Linked DNA regions of Homo sapiens: all the other regions are linked to region 4. Evidence: chromatin loops called from intact Hi-C (ENCODE). Cell type or tissue: PC-3. All regions are shown on one strand. Links, peaks and the distances in the headings refer to the core of each region. The heading gives the core; the rest is flanking DNA. Region 1 overlaps TP63 (tumor protein p63). Region 2 has its middle 150 kb from the start of TPRG1-AS2. Region 3 has its middle 68 kb from the start of TP63. Region 4 has its middle 120 kb from the start of MIR944.

Region 1 (5,000 bases), core at 1-5,000, 230 kb before region 4:
GGCCAATTATCAGAGCTTGAGTAAACAATCTACACATGAGCATCTGGTTTTGAGCTGACAGACAACTAGCCTTTGATACCATCCTCTGGTCCTTGAGTTTTTGGATAAATACTTCATTTTCCTGAGCTGAGTTCTTTTCATTTGAAACGAGTTCATCTTATTCCAAACGTTTAGGGGGTAATCTCAAATGTACTTCATCTCCAATGAACTGATCCAGTTTTAACTTCAGAAAGTCAAGCTTCACATCTCCCAAATTTATTTGATTTTTGAATTTTGAAAAGATTAGAGACTGAAGCCTGCATAAAATAACAAAAGTAATTCAAAAAAGTGTTATATATACCATAGTTGAACAATTAAATTACAAGTTCAAGTCTAATCCAACTTTTTAACTTATAACATTATATTAGGTGTATATTCTGTGAATAACTTTATATCCCTCTTCATAATTATAATTGATGCTTTTATAAATTTTATAATTGATGCTTTTATAACTTTTATAATTGAATATTATTTCAATAAATAAGTCCATAATAATATAATAAAATAAGTAGCAAATCAATTTCTAAGTCTGAGAGGCTTTACAAATCACTAATTAGAAAATATATGATCAAGTGAAAAATTTTTTGTTCAGTATGGAAAGAGTGATTAAAACCTGGTCTTCATTCTCTCCAAAGTACGGTTTTAATAGTTTCTGTTGATCCTTAACACATCTGAAACCTAAAAGCAATTTAGACAAAGTTGGATTTTCCAACTCTTCATTTTATATGTGGTATTCACAGATCCTCAGTGCCAAATGATTATCTGTAGATGAATTAAAGACACCCCGTAAGTGGAATTGTGTGTATGTGTATGTATGTGTGTGTGATGCAAAGCGTCACAGGACCCTCATAAGGTGGACTTTGGGAAAGGTACTATTAAACCTCTAAGAGTTCTGCCTTCAAGTTCTATTATTCTCTGCCATGACTTTTGGGAAAGTGATCATGTTCCCGGTGTTCTGAAAGTTTAAAGAGACGTATGCAAAGAGATGAGGTTTTAGCAATCGCTCCAGAAATTATCCCATCACATAGTGTAGGCTCATTGCCTAAGAACAGAATATAACCGAGAATAATACAGAAATATCAATATCCAAGGACAAGTACCGAAAAACAAATCTTGTTTTGACAGAGGTCTGTTAAAGTGTATGTTCGTACACCAATTATGCGGAAATTTTGAGAAGTTTCTTTTCTGTCCATCCTAGTAATGTTTGAGTGACTTGGTTGTGACTTAGAGGCCTCCTTTTCAAGACTGTATCTCTCACTGATGTACACCACAGTTTCTGATAGGTTTTCCTTGGCTGGAGATTATCCTTACATCTTTCCAAAATTCTCTCAAATATGAGAGGCCTGGTTTCTCAGGAGGGAGTATTGAAGAAGGGCATACATAAATGACAAAGAGTTAATTCAGCTTGCTTCTCAGAGTTAGAGTCATTGAACGTAAACACACACAGACATACATGTACACATTCATATAAAAAGCATCTCTTTTTTTTAAAGTGCTGTCTAAAAAGCAAAATAGAACAAAAATCCAAGAACTCAAAAATTCTACACAACCAGAGAAGCACTGGGAGAGAAACAGTACTGTACGTTCAGCAAACTGTTTTATTTTCCTCTTGCACGTAGTTAGCTATATTTTTCCAACCTCCCTTAAAGTTAGGCATGGGCATGTGACTTGGTTCTAACTAGTGCAATACAGGCAGGGTGCTTCATGCTGCTTCCAGATGTGGCCCTAAAATTACCATCTGACCCTTCACTTGCCCTCGTTTCCTCCCTTTCTCCTCCCTTCTCCTCTCCTCTCTTTATCATAGGCTGAATAGAGAGGACCCAGAAGAAATCTTTGAGGCCCTAGAGGACTGCTAAGCCACTAGATGGAAGGATTCTAGACCTCTTAGTCACCCTGAGTAGGAAAGTCACACAAGAGAGCTGCCAGAAGGGAAATATCTGTGTAAGATTTTGTGTGAGAAGGCTGATTATAGCATTTGTTTTGAAATTACGGCATTTGTTTTTTCCTGTGGTTATCTTTTAATCTAAAACAGGAAGCATTGAGGGTATGTTCTGATCACTTAGAAGAAGATAAGGTATAACATCCAGATTTGATCTCTCTAAGAATGTGCTACCTTTGCTATTCTAGGGAATATTCCTTGATATAAACATTAAGACCTATTAGGTATATACATTTCAGCAAAAGATGATTGTAATTACAAACTGACATTGATGGTAAATTACTCTATACCCTTAATAAGGTCACGGGTTGTGAGTCTGAAACCGTCTCTCTGGTGGTTTGGGACATAGCCACCATGGTATGTAAATCTGATGCTAAAAATTGGAGCAGCTAGCCATGTGAAGAATTTGGATACTGTACATAAACCACAATGAATCTTATTGTGGAATAGTAAAGATTTATCACTGTATAAATTTCTGTGCACTGATTTGGTCTGTTTGTTTTTCTTTTGTTAGAAAAATCAAGAGACCATGAAATTGTTTGAGAAATAATTCTAAGTCTACGTGAGCACTGAGGCTTCAGGAACTGAACCATGCTCTTCTGTGCCCATCCCTTAGCTCATTATTCTCAGAGGGATGTGGATTTCACTTTCAACCACTTTAGCTTAGATAGTGATAACAATTACCTACCATTTATTCAGTACTCACTACGTACTATACTAAAAACTATATACATCTCATTTACTCATACAGCGATATAGCACATTAAATATTTTTATTCCTGTTCCACATATGAGGAAACTGAGGCTTAGAAAGTTTAAGCAACTTGGTTCAAGTCAAACATCTGTAATGTGGCAAAACCACATTTCTAAAAGTCATGTTCCTAATCAGTGCTCAATGCATCCGTTACTGACCTTTGTATTCTTTATCTGTAATTGTATTAGATACCTCCCTTTTATGTATAATGTCCAATTTTATAAAATATATTTTTATTTACTCTTGAGTGAGATCAAACCCCAGGGGATAGCATATTTGTTCAGGGCCATTTTGTTTTAATGATTTTACACCATAAAATTTGTTTAGATTCTTAGTCACTGGACTTTGTGGAAAGAATGTCATAATTTCTGTGCTGAATTTAATTTTAAAAAGCCCTGGAAATGCTACTTCCATGATCCCTTCCCTTTTAAAGAGAGAGAATTTGCCAATCATCTTTCTCACTCAGTCCCAACATTGGAATGGTGTCATTAGGAAAGGAAATTTTCAGCTTTCACATCAGTAAACACAGTGGAGATGCAAGAAATCCATAGTTCTTACTCGGAAAGGACTGCGGAATTTTATGATATTCTGAATTTTATAGCCCAACATTTTTAAAGGAACCAAAATAAACAAACAGTTCCTCAGTTGCATTCTTTTTCCCCTTTGGCACTAGTCTATCTTATCTGAAATTTTTTCAGTTCATCTACTTCATGATAAGCACTTTTCTTCTCCTAGGAAGAGCTATCAGAATCTCTTAGTATCTTTTTTTTTTTTAGATGGAGTCTTGCTCTGTCTCACCCAGGCTGTAGTGCAGTGGCGCAATCTCGGCTCATTGCAGCCTCCACCTCTCAGCTTCAAGTGATTCTCCTGTCTCAGCCTCCCAAGTAGCTGGGACTACAGGCGATTGCCACCGCACCCAGCTAATTTTGTATTTTCAGTAGAGACTGGGTTTCACCATGTTGACCAGGCTGGTCTAGAACTCCCAACCTCAGGTGATCTGCCCGCCTTGGGCTCCCAAAGTGCTGGGATTACAGGAGTGAGTCACTGCACCCAGCCTCTTAGTAACTTTCTATCTAATTCACACTATCAATTGCAACAACTGAAATATCAACATACACGTATACGAACTAAACAAATATGTACACACACACACACACAGTGTTTGCTGTCCTAAAGCTGCTCCCATGTTTCAACATCTCTGAAATTAAAGAGTTATTATCACTATTTAATAACCTTTCCAACATGCAAACACATGCTTCATCTGGATCAATCACAGATAATTTCATAATAAATAATGTACTAAATATCATCTTCCACACTGATCAAGAGACCAGCTTGAGAGAGTGTGTCATGTAACTTTTGACAAACACAATAACTTTGAATAATAATTTGCTTATTAGCTAAGATTTGGGAAGCTGACTGCTTCCAGAAGCATCTGGATGGGATAAGAAATGAGAACAGCTATACTGTTTTCATATAGCTATACTGAATTTGAATTTCTTTAAACTCAATACACTAAAAATATGACCTCACAAGCCTGTAGGTCACAGATAAAATCTGAAATTAGGATTGTAGACATCCTGATTAAATGAAGTTGGTCTCATTAACCAAAAGTAATCATGCTTGTTCAGTCCCTAAGCTGCTTAATGCTTCTGCAAAATCTGGGAATTAGGCTTGAGGATATCTCTTCTGTGCTGCATAAGCCCTTTCCTTTAAAGCAGTTTTCTTTGTGTTCTTTTTTTCTTTTAGCTTGAAATTGGACCCAGCCTCCAAAAGTCAGTCTTTACCCTGAGCTTAGAAAGGGAAGACATAGAGTTAGTAGTAACAGGAAACATATTAAATGCAAGGGATAGAATTAAAGAATGTGTTAATGTGGAAAAATGAGAAACCTTGCTATATAATCCACTATTTCTGTCAGACTCCAAGAATCTAAAATGGAAAATTATTCAAGAAAGATAACAACATAAGAGAATGCGCTGATGGAGGAAGGTCTATATTGGAAAAACAAAAACAAATGCCAATCTTTACAGAGGGTAACCTACAAGGATATATCACAAGCATCTACAAGTGATGGATTTTGATTCCCAAGTGTGTGGAGAAAACTCCTAGGGACAACTTTGCAGTGACCAGAAAGCCATGATTGAATAAGGGGACACATGTTCCTGGGATAGGAGTGATCTTGTGTTTATTTTGGAAAGAATTATTTAAAGGGAAAAATAAACCTGATGTATTAGTTTGTTTTCACAGTGCTATAAAGGACTACCTGAG
Region 2 (5,569 bases), core at 333-5,332, 560 kb before region 4:
TAATTAAATATACAAGTATTATGTGGGAATGTGGTTGTGAAATGTTTTTATCCATGAGATTGAAACAGATACAACAAAAATAATTAGAAATATGCCAGAATCAATGTTTAACCTATTAGATTTAGAATCGGAAAACATAGGTTTCTGCTATTGTTTATTAACTTTGAGGTTTTGGACTTCAGTTTCTTAAGTGAAAAGAGGAGATCATCATAATAATAATAACAATAACAAATTTAATTGAAGGAATGATAACATCAAATGAGTTAATGTACATGAGAGTGTTTTTTAATTAAAAAATTAATAAAAATATTCTCATGTATATTAACTCATTTCTATGTTTAAGAAATAGAAATCCACATTAATTAATTTTTAGTGGTATGATCCAAAATTAATAACAAATGAAAAAGTAAACATTATGAAACCAGTTTCACACATAAAACAGAGGGAATAATTCTCCATCCTTAATTCACAGGCCGTGTGTATTAGTAAAGGATGCGCATTCAAATTTAAAGCTTTGATTTTTCGGGGGGATTTTGTTTTTGCTCTCCGGGATTACCCAAAAGGGAAATTGTCTACCGTGATCATTTGTTTTTAAGTTCTCAACTTATTCCATAGGTTAAACATTTTTGGAGAAAACTCCACATGGCCATCTTTACAGTCTTATGGGCATTGGATTTGGAATCTAAGAGATCTGGGGTCTGTTTACAGGTGTCTCAGTAACTGTGTGGCTTCAGGAAAATCGTTTTAACCCATCTGAGTTGTGCCAAACCCAGAGTTTTTTGAATAATACATTTGAAAATGCTCTGTTGACTGTCAATTTCAATAGCAGCGCAGAGCAGCAGAGTGTCTCTGTCTGGGGTCAGGCAAGTGAGAGATTCTGGTTCTGCACGTGCCTCTCGCTCCCTTTGTGAACCCGAAAAAATCTCAGATCTCTCTGTGTACCTCAGTTACCTTATGTGTAAAATAAAAAGGTTTCACTAATCACCTCTGAGATTCCTTCCAGTATTTACACTGAAGTAATCCATGATTCACATTTAATGATTGTATTTTAAAATGTTTAAGTGGCTAAACATTTTGGGGGAATTGCTAAAGCAGAAGATATATATTTGTTGTTATTGTTAGAGCAGGAAGATAACGTTGGTGAAAGGACAGTAATAGCAGGGACTGCCATGTGTTTTTTAATTATGTTTTTCTCTCCACTATCCCCTTTTCTACTCCTGAGCACCCAGGAGTGTGGTTACAGGAGGCCTCAGGGACTCAGACACAGAAAAGCACCTGCACGCCAACTTTCCCTCACTCTGTTTTTCATTTTCCGCCTCCTGGGTTCAAGCAATTCTCCTGCCTCAGACTCAGGAGAGTAACTGGGACTACAGGCGCCACCACCACGCCCAGCTAATTTTTGTATTTTTAGTAGAGATGGGGTTTCACCATGTTGACCAGGCTGGTCTCAAACTCCTGACCTTAGGTGATCTGCCTCCCAAAGTGTTGGGATTACAGGCGTGAGCCACCACACCTGGCCAGATATCTTTTTATTCCTTAACTTTTCATAGTTTCTAGTCTTTAATGGAACTTCCAAAGTTTTTGGTGCTTGTGTCAGGCAGGCAGGAAGGATCTATGGGACATCAGAGAGGAGAAAAACATAGTCCCACATCTTGGGTGGCATCATGGAAGGGTTTTCTGAAGAAAAGAAATGATAAGAAGACAAAAGACTGCAGGCTGCAAGGTGTCCCTGGGGAATTTGTCCTAGAAAAGATGTTCGGCCCCACAATTTTCAGGTCCCCAGGATCCCATGGTCATGTTCTTCATGGATATTCATCCTCCCTGGTTTCCTGGGCCCTGTCAATCAGGATCTGCAAGTGTCTATCTCCCACTTCGGGAGGGTGAGATTTTTCAAGCATTCCAAATTGAAGCACATTTTCTTATACAAACTTGGTTATATTTGACAGCCAGTTACTGTAATTATTTTTGTAAAGTATTATAGGTACATTATGGGCTGAGTTGCTTTGTGCAGGACAAACTTGGATCCTGAACCAACATATATGCCATGGTTTCCATAAGAAAATGGGACTTCAGTTCCAAACTACTCCTTCTTCTCTAAGTTGAGGAAGCCTTGGAGATAATTTTAAATATTTTCTTCGGAGTTTATAGTATAAAAGGCATTTGAAAAATGAAGATCTGAGCTAATCCTGGTTTGGTGCTTGATATCTCTGGTAGTCTTGGGAGAATGGCTTAATCCCCCTAAGTTTCTGTTTGCTCAGTAGCAAGGTGAAGTGGACCATTTTTACCAGTTAAAAGTGACATGCCAAGCGTCTTGTAATAATCCTTACTTTTGATTCCATTCTCTGGCCATATTGAATTACCCATTTTCCAGAACAACCATGCTTTCTCACACCTCTGACATTATATCCCTTCTGCATCTTTAAAGATTCAGCTCAGACATCACCTCCAGGAAAGCCTTCCTGAACACCACACACATGCACAATACAAACACACCCAATACAGCCTTCTTTGGAGTTTCTACAATGCCTCGTGTTCACCACTGTTACGGCACATATCTCACTGCATAAAATCTGGCTTATTTATTTATTTATTATTATTTTTTGAGACAGAGTCTCCCTCTGTCACCCAGGCTGGAGTGCAATGGCGCAATCTCGGCTCACTGCAACCTCTGTCTCCTGAATTCAAGCAATTCTCCTGCCTCAGCCTCCCGTAAAGCTGGGATTACAGGCGCCCGCCGCCACACCTGGCTAATTTTTGTATTTTGGGTAGAGACGGGGTTTCACCATGTTGGCCAGGCTGGTCTTGAACTCCTGACCTCAGGTGATCCACTCGCCTCAGCCTTCCAAAGTGCTAGGATTACAGGTGTGAGCCACCACGCCTGGCCAAAGCCTGGCTCTTTAGTTGCCATCTCTCATGTTTCACCATAAAATTTTTGAGAATATGGGTCATATTACTTGGTTGTGTAGACTGGAATATTTGTGTAATAAATACCTCTTGCAAAAATGAATAAATGCATGAATAATAAGAAAGCTTTTTCACTCTTTCTGCACTGTCTCCCTGCTAGTTCACTGCTCTGTTTACCTGTGTTAAACATATCCCAAGTTGGCTAAGTAATCAAAGTTGCTCTACGTCCCAGAATCTATTAGCTGGAGCCCTGCAGGATGAGACCATGCTCCTTCCCCCTTACTCAGCCAGTCATGCTGACACAACTTTGGAGGTATGGGGAAGCGCCCAGAGCCCACACCCTTCTTTAAGGCTGTACCTTACCCCTTAGGCATGAAGTGTTCCAAAGTCTGAGTCAGCCATCCCTGTCCATTCACATGCCTGGCTGCAGTCCAATACTCAGATAAGAAACCACCCAGGTGCTTGGCCTCAGAAAGCCAGCAATGAGGTGGTCTTGGCCAATGGAGACCAAATTAAACTAGTGAAGAATAAAGTAGCAAGCAAGCCCTAGATGGGAGTCAGGAAATCTTGCCTGGTTTCTGCATTGATAAAAGCTGTTTAACCTTTGGCAAGTCACTTTTTCTCTGGGCCTACTTTCATCTTCTGGACAGTTAATGGGTTGAGCCAAATGACCTCTAGAGTTTTGTTCAGTTCTCAGGTTCTAGGATCTAAAATCAAAGGCAGGCTAAGCATTTCTCATACCTGAAATGGTAATGATACTTACTTGCCTGTAGCAACCCCATCTTCAGGGGAAGGGGCAGAAGTAACAGCTTAAGTTCACTGACAGTGATGGCTTAAAATGCACACAGGATACTGTCTGAGCCCTCATTTCATTGAGGCTAAGAGCCTAAGAAAGATTAGCCTTGCTGCCTCATAAAGCTTTACGTATTAGCAGAGGGTAATGCTGTACTAGTACAAAGCAAAGGCCATGACCTGGGCTGCACTTATTATTTAAATGAGCAATGTACTACTACACATACATTGTGCAATTGCATCATATCCTTTGCGCAATCTATTCTGCAGAGTCTTCAGCAACCAGGGCGTTTGTGTCCTGTAGACAGGCTAGGATCAAACACCAATTGCTTTGCAATGGATCGATAAGAATAATATTGATAATACCAGTACTTCTACCGAGAGTACCACCTTTTATTTAACATTTAATACATCCAAGACTTGTGCAACACTCATTTTGTTCTTTTAACCACTCTGGTAATGCAATATTTTTATCCCCATAATACAAATGAAGACAGTGAAGTTAACTTTAATATAATTAAGACAAAGTATATAAACTGGCTAAGAAAGCTTGGATGACAATTTTAATCTCTCACATTTGTATAGCATTTTAAGCTTACAAAATATATCTTAAAATATAATTCTATTTAGTTTTTACTATGATGTAGCAGCTGAGTAATGACTGTTTCCAATTTAAGAAATAAAAATTTGAGATGAGGGGAGATGGAAAAATGGTAGTTCAGATCCCTTGATCTTCAGTCCTGGGCCTTCCCAGTAACCCAGCAATCTGTGCTGAGACTCCTCACAGGTAAAGTGTGGCCCAGGTATAAGAAGCTTTCTGAAAAACAGTGCCTTCAAGTCAAACAAAGCCTATACAGCTGAATTCTGGAGCTTGGTTGAAATTGTGGATGAAGCAGAAGATAGGTTGGGGTATGAACAAATGTAGAGAAAGAAGGAAGGGCAAAGATCACATTTTAATAATGTTCTGTACTGTACGTGAATAATGCCAACAGTACACTGTCACATTTGTGTTTAGCTCATTTTCAGCAACAGAGCAAGATCCCAGAGTGTAGCAAGAAGAGAGACCGTTTTGGGTGGAGATATTTCTGTTTCCGCAGGGGCTTTTATGCTCATTCAACTTGAAACTTCTAAAATAACTCATTATGTGTGGAATAGCAGGTGTTCACATTAAACATATTTGCTTGACCTCACTTAATCTATTATATAGTAAATGTTCCTCTTCTTCTCGTTTACCCAATCTTGGGTCATTAGTCAGACAGAATTAATTATTCACAATGTTTAGAAAGAAATTACATATCTGAGTCTTCACGGCAAGGAAAATTGACATATCAGGCTCCGAGTCAAACTAGGATTGTCAGAGTTGACAGTGGTCATTCTGTTACTTGGGGAAAGTCAACGTTTAGAAAATTCAGAGTTGCTCTTATTTTGTTAAAGCGTAATTCACAAAGGAAGTGTAGATAAAACTTTCATTATGAAGCTTCAGTTCCACTTCTCTTATGCTTTGGTATCCCTTAATTTAATTATATCATTCTGCAATTTCAAGGATGATCAAATTAAAGTTATCCTTTAGCAAGACTTTTTGTTCATCAAGCTGCCTCTGCCAAAAATTTCTCAGTGAGCCTCAACTCTCTTCTTCATCAGCCTCTGCACCTCCAAATGTTTGCTAATTTCTATCGATTCTGCCTCTTCAATATCCTTAAATTGTCTTTTTAATCTCAATTTTATGCCCTTAGATTTGGCCCACATCATTTTTTTTCTGTGAAAGGTTGCAATAGCATTTTAATTGTCATCCTGACCCTAACATGGGCTGGATTAGTGATGCAGTACCAATAAATTACCCCAATGTATAAAACCTTCCATGGTTCTGTAACCT
Region 3 (5,569 bases), core at 288-5,287, 390 kb before region 4:
AAAGAGGAAGTCAAATTGTCCCTGTTTGCAGATGACATGATTGCATAGCTAGAAAACCCCATCATCTCAGTCCAAAGTCTCCTTATGCTGATAAGCAACTTCAGCAAAGTCTCAGGATACAAAATAAATGTGCAAAAATCACAAGCATTCTTATACACCAATAACAGACAAACAGAGAGCCAAATCATGAGTGAACTCCCATTCACAATTGCTTCAAAGAGAATAAAATACCTAGGAATCCAACTTACAAGGGATGTGAAGGACCTCTTCAAGGAGAACTACAAACCACTGCTCAACTAAATAAAAGAGGACACAAACAAATGGAAGAACATTCGATGCTCATGGATAGGAAGAATCAATATCGTGAAAATGGCCATACTGCCCAAGGTAATTTATAGATTCAATGCCATCTGCATCAAGCTACCAATGACTTTCTTCACAGAATTGGAAAAAACTACTTTGAAGTTCATATGGAACCAAAAAACAAATTGTACACTTTAAACATGTGCAGTTTATTGTATGTAAATGATGCCTCAATAAAGTTATTTAAAGTTATGAGTTTCTGTTCATGGAAATACATATTTCCTTTTTAAAGTCAAATTCTCGGGGAAGGGTCCTAAGCTTCATTTGCTGTTGGATAGCAGGGAAAGCAAGCTCATTACAGGCTATCATGGGTATTTCCTGGGAATGATTATGCAATCCATAAATCTGAGCTCACTTCCTCATGGGGTCTTGCTCCACAGTCCTACTCTCTTTTTCAGGAGGTCACCTCTTGATGTCTCTAAATTAGCAACTTTAGGGAGCTATTGCATACACTCTATTACTGAACTCCAAGCTCGATCACAGAATCTTCCCTCAGTTCTCTTTAGTAACAATGTAACTTTTCTGAAGGCTTCAGGACTAACAAAGTTGGAGAAAAAATTGTTTTACATTAATTGTGAAACAAAAATCTTGAAATTGAACATGGAGTTTCCATGTGTGGGATGCTGCAACTGACGTCTATGGCCTATAAAAGCCAATTATTAGATATTCAGCAATCTTTCAAGCTAGTGGTCAAGCATAGCTGTTATTAAAAATTAAAGTACATACATTTAGAACTAAATGATATTAAAATCAGAGACAATGGATATTCTAAACTCATCACTTCTTACATCCACTATGATCTATGCTCTTGGGGTTTGCATCTCTTACAAACTCACATTCCATGACAGCAGGTTGGCATCTTGAAATCAGCCATTGTGGGAATATTTACACCGCAGAAATGAGCTAATAGTACAAATAGAGGCTTAATTTATTGCTTTGTTGACGAGGAAGTGATGGAGAAAGTGTTTATAATGCAGATTAAAACTGCATTGTGTCTCTGGTCATTGTATTGTGAATAGCACCAAAAATTGAGAAACTATTATTTCAGTATTTGAAAACTATTATTTGATTCAATGCCTAAGTGGCTTGGGTAATTGACAAACCAAAGTTCTGAGGAATATTTTTGTTGTTTCACTTTTGTCTTACTCACTAAACAATACCAATCAATATTCATACTGGAGTTATATTCACCCATCAGTTGCAACCACAGGTTGGCTATACAAGAGTTTAACAAAAACTGATAACAGAATTCTATTGTATATTCTGTTATTATTTATAATTTTGTGCTATGTAAACATTATGTCAATAAAATTTATAATAAGCTTATATACATAAAAATATGCATCCATTTTTCACAAAAAAGCCAGCAGCTAAACATTTAGAAGTATACTATTAGGCTGCTTTCACAGTTTATAAGCCCAGATGCTATGCAGAGATTTTCTTCTTGAGTATTTTTGTCTTGGCAACTTCCTGTCACTTGGTTGCACTTACCAGTTTACTTCCCTGTAATAGGACTTGCTTGGCCCTGAACTGTAAACAGTGAAGAATATTTTAGTCGCATTTCCATAGCTAGTCACTACCTAGGAGAGTCTCTTCAAATAAGGCAATACCTGACTTTGAAAATGGTGGTTTTTCTAGCTTTAGTTTTTCAGTTGCAGCAGGAACTCTGTTACCTAAGTTAAAATACCAAAGGCAGAAACTATGTGAATAAAATTGATAGATTTGCCACGTTAAAAAGCGGTGCTTCTATAGTACGGAAAACATCATTAACGAAGTTTAAAAACTAAAGATTAATAGGAAAACATGTTCAATAACTATTTCAAAGGATTGTTGGCTTTAAAGTATAATTTTTACACTTCTGTAAGAAAACAATAATACCATGAAGAATAAACAGGCCAAAGTCATGAACAGAAATTTCACAAGGAAATTCAAATGGCAAAAAAAAATACAATAATAACCTCACCAGTAATCAAAACAATTAAAATTAAAATAAGATACATTCACTTTTAAATTTAAAGATTTTTAAATGATTATCTGGGAGAATGTATTGTGGGGAAATACAGGGACTCTCAAATAATTCGATAGGAGTGAACTTGCACCCACTTTCTGGAGGACTTTTTGGCAGGACCCTTCTTGTCTCTTGACCTCACAGTTCTACTTTAATAATTCATTTAAAGGTAATATTTAAATACATGTGGAAAGATGTAGCTAAAAAAATATTTATCACAGCTTTGTTTATAATAAATTTTTAAAAATAACTTACATGTCTAATAAGAATGAATCAGTTATTTACACAGATACAGAATCCTAAGCAACTGTAACAATTATTTAATGAAATATTATTAACTGTCATGGAATGACTTTAATGATATATAATTGTGGAATGAAAACAGCAGATGTAAAACTATGTATAACATGATCTCACACTTGATATAAATATGATTTTATATATACAATTATTTGTGTATATGTTACATACATACATATACACATAATGCATAAGATCTTAAAGGATATACACCAAAATGTTAATTGAGCTTTTGTTTCAGGTGGTTTTATTTTCTTCTTCGATTCTTTTCTTATTTGTATTTAATTGTTCTACATTGAGCATACGTTACTCGTACAATAGAATTTAAAAACCCATCCCTACACTATCTCAGCACTTTATGAGTTTCATAATCAGGTGATTCAAGGACTTGTTAGTACTCAGATTCTTGGGAATTGCAGCTGTCCTGCCTAGAGATGCAATTGGACGTAGCTCAGCAGGATAAGTACAACCTACAAGGGCACTCCTGGAAGGAGGAGAATTCCCTGTGTTTGCATTTTTTTCTGGCTACACAAATGCTGTGCTGACTTAACAGCCCACAGGTGGCTGTTCTCTTCTGCCTCGGTGTGGAAATGGAAAGAGAGACTGACTAATTTTACTGAATCATTTTACTAGTTATGTGACTGTGGGTTTGGTTACCCACAGGCATTTCTGCTGCAATTGGTTAGCCTGGGGGAAGTTTTATTTTAACATGTTCACAGAGGCTTTTCCTGTCCAAGTGAATGGTTGTGAATGACAGCGAGGGAGACTACACCCTCTCACGTATATCCATATACAAGGATTGGGACAGCCTGACCTTCTGGGATTATATCCTTTTTTTGGCATCTCTGGGTAAAAGGCCTTAGGCTTCTAACTTCAATGTTGGAATTTTGACTACAGGGCAATGTCTCATATTTCAAGCATCTCTGTAGCCTACCCTTTACAACTATCCTGAAGAGACCTCTATCCATCTGCCACAAAAAAGACCTAACACCGAGGTTGCTTCTGGAGTTAAGAGCCTGGAGTTTGCTGCCTAAGACTATGGGAAGGCTACTTCCGCACTTAAATGTGAAGTGACCCTTGGTAGGATCTGTGTTCAGTATCCCCATCATTTCTTCAGTTGAATCTATTGACAAAGGCATCATTAAAAGCAATCAACTTACATTTCATTTTGATGACCTTGTAAACAAAAAATAAAATCCTAAGCCCCCACCATCTGAACAGGCCCCCTCTTGGCCAAGGGATTCCAGAAAAACCTAAAAACTGAGTTTCCAGCCATGACCCATGATGGGACAGGAGGTCAAACATACTCTGTTAACCCCTCTCCTTTTTGCAGTTTAGACATAACTGACCAGCATTAATGTTAAAATAGAGACCACAAGACTGACAGAACAGACTCTTTATGACAATAGACTATCAAATTATAAACAGGACCTAAGGCCATGCCATGCAAGAGTTAAGTCACATGCCTGCACTAAAGAATAAACTGTGTTCTAACCATGCCACAAGGCTTTTCTTTAGCATCTAAACAAGCACTGGTCTTGAAAGAAGCAATATTAAGACAATTTTCAGCTCACCACCATACACTCACTGACCTCACTGTTTTACCTGCCATAATTATAGCTTTGATTGGACAAGTGACTGATTTCAGTAACTTTCTTCTGATAAGAAGACCACTGACCATGGACTGGCTCTGGTTGGTTTACAGAGGCTGTGCACTGACTGGAATTCCTTGTGTCCTGAAAAGACCTTTAGATGGATAGGGACTAATTATAATACATTTAAATATTGTCCCTACTCCAAGGTGAACTTTCTTCTTTCTTTCTTTCTTTCTCTTTCTTTCTCTTTTCTTTCTTTCTTTCTTTTTCTGTCTTTCTCTCTTTCTTCTTTCTCTCCCTCCCTCCCTCCCTCCTTCCTTTCTTCCTTCCTTCCTTCCTTCCTTCTTTCTTTCTCTTTCTTTCTTTGTTCTATATATGAACGTGGGTCATATGTAACATGCATGTTTGTTCAATACACATGCGTCCGGACCACCTTCATGAATATTCACCTCCTCTCGTAACCTGTTGAATATGTATGTTTAGCCAATGCACTCAGCATAAAGCTCCTACCCAATCTCGTTTGAAGGGCCTGTGCTTCTCAGCCTGCAGGATGACCACTTTGAAGGATGTAACCTTTTTATTAAAAAATAAAGTTTCCTATTCTAAATTTATAATTTTATAATTTTTTTTCAAAGTTAGCAACCTATACTGGACTTCAAAAATATGCCAAGAGCGGTGCTAGATGCTGAGAATAGAAAAATAAGTTAGACAAAGCCCTGAACTCTAGTGATATACAGTCCACAAGAGAATTTGCATGAAAAAATATGGCTTGTCCATAAAGTCTGGAAACATAAGCATATATGCCTAATAATATATGCATGTCAAGAATGTCGCCAATATATAAAACTGATAAGGTAATATCATGTATGTCCCCAGACTTTATAGATAGCCTGTTGAACATAAAATAATAAGTAATATGGTGACTATAGTCAGATCTTAGATTCCAGTGAATAATTAATTCTTCCAGGTAAAGGTAGTTTTAAAGAGGAACAGACCCTCATCCTGTTTGAGGATAGAGGTCACAAGAACTTCTCAAGAAGTGAAGATGCAGTGTATTGTTTTCTGGGATTGGCTGGGGTACTGAAAACTAAACAAAGAGATAGTGGCAAAAGTTTTCTTCCATTCATGACCATTCTTTCAGCAGCCAGATGTTTGACAACCATCATATTGATACTGGTAGAAACACATATTCAGAGAGTGGGCAGGGCAGTTAACAGGGGTGGTAGCTTGTCATTTTGTCATATCAGAGATGTGGCTGCTTGATAGTCTGTAGTGACTTCCTACAATTTTCCAATGCTACAAA
Region 4 (5,569 bases), core at 283-5,282:
AGAATGCTGACTGCAGGAGTTCAGTTGTAGAGAGAGGTCATGGCGGACCTCCCCAGGAAGGTGATCTTTGATCTCAACTAGATAGACATGGGGAATGAGCCACGTAGACACCTGAGGGAAGAATGGCTCAGGCATAAACAACAGTAAATGCAAAGCCCTGAGGCTGGAGCATGCTAGGCAACAGGCATGTTCTAGGAAGAGTAAGGAGGCCAGTGCCACTGCAGCCAACTAAGCAAGGGGAGAGTATATAGGATATAAGAACAGAGAGGTAGCTGCCTCAGGTCTTGGTGGCTGTTCTAATGACTTAGCCAATGAGATGCAAAACCAATGAAAGATGTTTGAGCAGAGGAATGACATAAGCTAATTTATGTTTAAAAGGATACCGCTGGCTTTTTGGTTGAGAATACACCGAAAGAGGACAAGAGTGGAAGCAAAAAGAAAAGTTAGGAGGACACTGCAGTAATTCAGCAGAGAGATAGATGATGGTGGCTTAGACGAAGATGGTGAGAGTGGTGATGGCACAAAGTCCACTACCATGGACAGCAGAAGACATGAATATAAACTCAATAATGAGGGGTGTGAGAAGGGTAAGGAAGGGTGGGTCTGGACTACTCTGCAGAGAGACCGAACTTAGCCTAGGAGTACATGGCATCAGAGAAGGCTTCCTAGAGGAAGAAATATTCCAGACCTAAGCCACAACATGATGTAGAGTGACCAACTGTCCAAGTTTGGTTTTCAGACCCCTCGGTCCCAGGGAAAGTGGGATGGGTGACCACCCACGGTCGGAGTTTCCTGGTGAAACCAGAGTGGTGGTGGGAGGACAGTGTTTTCAGCAGAGAGAATTGAATGTAAACATCTGAGAGACAAGAGAGGGCCATGCTACAGGGTAGGGAATAAAGAGGAGGAAAGTGGCAGCATGCAGGGTTGAGGAGGTAGGCAAGGGCACCAGCGTACGGCGAGGAAGCCAGAAGATCGCTGGGATTTGTTTCTACATCATTGGAAGGGTTTTAAGCAAGGAGTGTTAGCACTAACAACTCAGTGTTACCTGTCACCTCTGTTAATTTACCTGTAGAAGAGCTATTACAAGTAATTTATAAGTTTTCAGGTAAAGAAAAAGATGACAAGCAAGAAATCACTAAACAGAGTAGGAAATACATTTATACGAAAACATTCCAGCTAAGTGTTCAGTTGCTACTTGGGAGTCCTTCTGTGTAATAAGGTCAAATTCCCTATGAAACTAGTTGATGTTTTCCCTCGTTTCTCTGCTTGCATCACTGACATCATTATTTTCTTAGGCTCAACAGCTCAGAGACATAATTTTTATCTTTTCTTCTTGGTGACTCTGACAGCCTCCAAGTTCTGATTTGTTTTTCCTTCAGGATGTCTCTGCTTAGTCCTTTACCCGCAAGTTCCACGGCTGCCAGCCTGCCTCAGGCTTCCTCACATGTGCCTTGGCAGTGGTGGACTAAGCTAGGCAATCAGTAGGATTGGATACCCCTGGGTGCAGGCAATGACGAGGTGTTGTCTTTAGAGGTCTAAAACCAATACAAAACCAATTCGAAATTAGCCTGCCTTGTATTATTTCTATGTGCCAGCAACTATAGACAATGACAAAGATAAAATCTCCTTCCCACTGGGGCAGACTACTCCCAAATTCCCTCCCACTCAACTCTTGATTAGTGTAACATTTGCTTTATTGGTATCCCTGACAATTGACCTTTTTTCCTCCAATCCTTCTCAGGCTGACTTTGTTAATCTAACAACTACAATCTATAACCACCTGTGTCGAGCTCTCCCAAACTTCAGAATCCTCCCTGAGGTTTACAGGATCAAGCCCCAATGCCTCAGTTTAGCTTTCGATCAAGCCCTCGGTAACCTGTAGGTAGCCTAACAGCTGTGACTTTTCCTTTTAATTTCACATCCCAAACCCTCTTTTCCAGAGGAGTCTATGTTACAAATTTATGGTTTCCTGCTGCAGTAGCAGGGAGGAAAACCAGTTTTGGATCCCAGCAGTACTAGTGACTGTGTGAGCTTAAGCTAGTCACTTTCCCTCTAAAAGCCTTGATTTTCTCATAGTAAAATTAGGATAATAATACCTATAGAGCTGAAGTCACAGGATTACAGCAAGGGCAAAATGACATCATGGTTGTGAAAGCAGCTACCCGTGTGAGCCACGATGACTATTATAAGCAGTAGAGGTAAGTAATACTTGTCAGGGTAGTGGTTGTCAACAATTAGTGTTGATATTCATGGCAATGCATGACTTACTGATTTTTTTAATGTTGTCTATTTTATCTTTTATATATTTTATCTTTACCACTCCATATCATACTCGTCATTTAAGAAACAACTCTAGACTAACTTCCTGCCAAATACTTCCTGGGTCACACTAGCCTACCGAACTGAACTCTGCTGTCCTCAAAAACCTCCAAAACATATACCCTTTGCATTCAGGCATGTACCACATGTATCATTTCATATCATGTTCCCACCTGGACTATAAATGCAACATCTCATGCTTGTTTAGCATTTCTCTAAATGCTGAGAACATAGTAGATGTTAAATCAAGACTTGCTAAAATGAACGAATGAATGAATGCATAGAGGCATCTTTCTTTTTTATTTTTAACCCCTCACAGCAAAATATGCTAATAGTGCCCTCTGCTGCTGACTAACGATTCTGTTTTTTACACAGTTGAAAAGCAAGTGACAGAAAGCTCAGTAAAAGGAAATAGGTAAAAATTGTGTCTTTCAAGGTGCTTGGCACAAACAAAGTAGCTGTAATGTCACAGTGCAGACAGAAAGCTAGGCTGTCAGAAGGACCAAATGAGGTGGCTGCAGACAAGACAAGCCTCTCTTTTCTGGACTGCTGATTGACAACCAGCTTGGAGTTCAAACACTCTCAATTTTGTAATTTTGTAACAAGTTTCTCTTCTCCTGTGCCCCTGCCCTAGCAATAAGTGTGTTATATATGATCAGACTATTTCTAAATGTAACTGTATGAAAATTAACCTTGAAGGTTCTGAGGTTGATCAAGGGATAATGCACTAAAAAAAAAAAAGTCATGAGAGCAGGTGAAATATTGCCAGAGAATTCACAGTCCTATTCATTTTCCTTCATTTTAGGTGTTCTGATATAGTCACAAGTCATTGTCTTTTAATGATTACCTGCTATGTGTTCGGCTCTCTTTTTATAATCTCAATTAATCTTTCTTCTTTTCTTTCTTACTCTTTTTCTTTCTTTCTTTTTCTTTCTTCTTTCTCTTTCTTCTTTGTTTCTCCTTTCTTTCTTTCCTTTCTCCTTCCTTCCTTCCTTCCTTCCTTCTTTCCCTCTTCCCTTCTCTTCCCCTTCCCTCCCCTCCCCTCCCCCACTCCCTGCCCCTCTCCTCCCGTCCCCTCCCCTTCCCTTCCTGACAGTATCTCCATATGTTGCCGAGCCTGGTCTCAAACTCCTGGCCTCAAGTGATCCTCCAGCCTTGGCCTCCTAAAGTGCTCAGATTACAGGCATGAGCCATCATGCCTGGCCAATGAAATCTCTAGATAACTTATGAAATAGATATTACCAGCCTTTTCTTTATAGATAAAGACACTGAACAGATGTGCGTTAAAGGCCAGTAAAAGGCAGAAAGGGCTGCAAGTCCATGGTAACACAGTCTGCACTCTTCTCTGCAATTCCATAGCTTCTCAGTGTGGTCTGCCGCTCTAGGAGTCAGAGGAGCTGGTTTTGAGTCCATATTTCTACCACTAACATTTCAGTAAAGTTGAGTAACTCACATTTCTCCACCTCTAAAATAAAGGGCATAAGGTCAGGTGCTTTCTAAGGTCCCTTCCAACTTGGAGTCAGTTGTTTGCAGTGTCGTTCACTTGCTAAGCTATAAATACAAAGCACAATTGTGGCTATGATTCTTCCTTGGGGTCCCTACCATGGACTTGATCTTCCCTGTTTAGCCTGCTCTGATGAGTTAAACGTTGACCTCAGATCAATAATGAAAAGCCCTCTGTGCTGACGTTGATGGTCATTCAAATATCATTCTATTTAATTTGTAAATCCTTCTACACATAAATGACATGTTTTGACCACAGAGTTCAAGGCATGATAGTTTATTTCATGCTGATTCTGAAGGTAGGGCAGTTTTCAGTTTTGGCACGCCAATTTGTCACATTTGACATTTTTGACAATCAGCCTTTAGCTGGTAAGTGGCTTGGTGGGCAACGTGTCCCTAGTTAATAGGCACACCCCGATAGCTCACAGTCTCCGGGGACAGCCATCTCTGCAGCATGCCTAGCCTTTGAAGCGGCTCACGCGTTCTTCAAAGCAAACTTTCTGGTACAGGGAGCAACATCTGATGTACTTTTATTACCCTTAGAGACAAAAAAAACATCACTCAGAAGCCAAACGTCTGCAAGGAAAAATCTGTACCCTGTGCTTAGCCCTGCGGCCTGGAAGTTCAGAGAAGGCTGAAAGTGCTCCCTGTGAGGAAACCAGGGCATGTTTAGACAGAGCTTTAATCATGTCTAACCAACTCAGAGCAGTGGCAGCAGCCATCTTGCTGAAGATGTCGCCTCCTTCTGGATTTGCACTGGAGTGTGGGGGAGTGGGTGAGATCTAGTGTCAGATAAGCTCATAATAATTCCTACTGCTTCCTAGTTATTCAAAACATCAAAACTGCAAAATCTTCTTAGAGAGTTCAGCAACTTTTTTTTAACTCGAGGAACTGACATCTACTGACTTTGACTTCTGTCAAATTATTTATCTATTCTGGTGTTTTATTTTTTCCACTATATGAGAATAATCATCACATCTATTGGGATGTCGTGAAAAACTTAGTGAACCCAATGCTAAACGATGAAGTGGACTACTTTCCCAGAAATCTTTACTCTGTCTAGGCAAGGGAGCTTCAACAATACCGCCCATGCCTGTTCTTTACTTAATACTAAGTAGCTAAAGTTAGAATAAATTGCAGATTAAGACCACTGAGAATCCAGCTGTCCTAAAAGATGTTTACACCTTTATCTGGGATGCTGAAGGGTTGAAAATCTCCAAGTAGTCTTTATTTAATTAACCAATGTTAACTTCAAAGAAATATAATTCTGGTTCATATTACCTTGTGAAAAAAAAGTCCTGAAATTCTGAACTTGAAATATAATAAAAATTCTAGCATCTATTCAGTAAATGTTGCTAAACACTGGACTATCGTGATAGACCAGAATATTACTCCAGTGACCGGAAGCCTTGAAGTCAGCTTCTGAGCCTCAGGGACTCTATAATTTATTCTAAATCTAAGTAGTCTGATTGCCTAAGACCTTCAAAGGCATTTGCAAAGTTTAACACACCAAAAAACAGGTACAGAGAACAAAAAGGGTGATTGGATGCTTGTTGCTTTATGTCCTATTTGACCCTTTGGTTTTAAATGAGGTAAATTGCTCCAATTAACTCCTGTTGGAGATGGTTTTCTTTCAATGATTCCTTCTGTTCCTTGTTTGACATTGGAAAAGATGTCATTAGTAAAGCATTACATGGCTTTCGGGTTTTATTAAAAGACTGACTGAGTTTACCAAATGCTAGGCTTT

The links. Peaks named below come from ENCODE experiments on the same cell type or tissue, not always from the same donor. Only the 100,000 strongest peaks of a DNase experiment are listed, where the experiment ranks them.
Region 1: a loop joins it to region 4, with 8 times the contacts of the local background. A loop is called at or near these places in 4 of 110 quality-filtered maps.
Region 2: it touches region 4 in a loop (7-fold over the local background); 5 of 110 quality-filtered maps call a loop at or near these places.
Region 3: a loop joins it to region 4, with 8 times the contacts of the local background. A loop is called at or near these places in 5 of 110 quality-filtered maps.

The regions. Positions count from the first base shown.
Region 1 is chr3:189,713,310-189,718,309 of GRCh38, forward strand. All of the region lies in intron 1 of TP63 (tumor protein p63), which reads left to right. Among named protein-coding and RNA genes, the nearest start is that of TP63, 84 kb to the left of the region's middle. In PC-3, for the core only: no CTCF peak of the experiment used is centred there; DNase peaks (open chromatin) are centred at 1,932 and 2,442; H3K27ac peaks cover 2,882 bases.
Region 2 is chr3:189,389,910-189,395,478 of GRCh38, forward strand. No RefSeq gene overlaps it. Among named protein-coding and RNA genes, the nearest start is that of TPRG1-AS2, 150 kb to the left of the region's middle. RefSeq lists an enhancer at 4,699-4,908. In PC-3, for the core only: no CTCF peak of the experiment used is centred there; a DNase peak (open chromatin) is centred at 3,222; H3K27ac peaks cover 1,935 bases.
Region 3 is chr3:189,560,756-189,566,324 of GRCh38, forward strand. No RefSeq gene overlaps it. Among named protein-coding and RNA genes, the nearest start is that of TP63, 68 kb to the right of the region's middle. In PC-3, for the core only: no CTCF peak of the experiment used is centred there; a DNase peak (open chromatin) is centred at 3,296; H3K4me3 peaks cover 338 bases; H3K27ac peaks cover 1,611 bases.
Region 4 is chr3:189,945,987-189,951,555 of GRCh38, forward strand. No RefSeq gene overlaps it. Among named protein-coding and RNA genes, the nearest start is that of MIR944, 120 kb to the left of the region's middle. In PC-3, for the core only: CTCF peaks have their summits at 2,657 (motif pointing left) and 4,569; a DNase peak (open chromatin) is centred at 2,655; H3K27ac peaks cover 1,000 bases.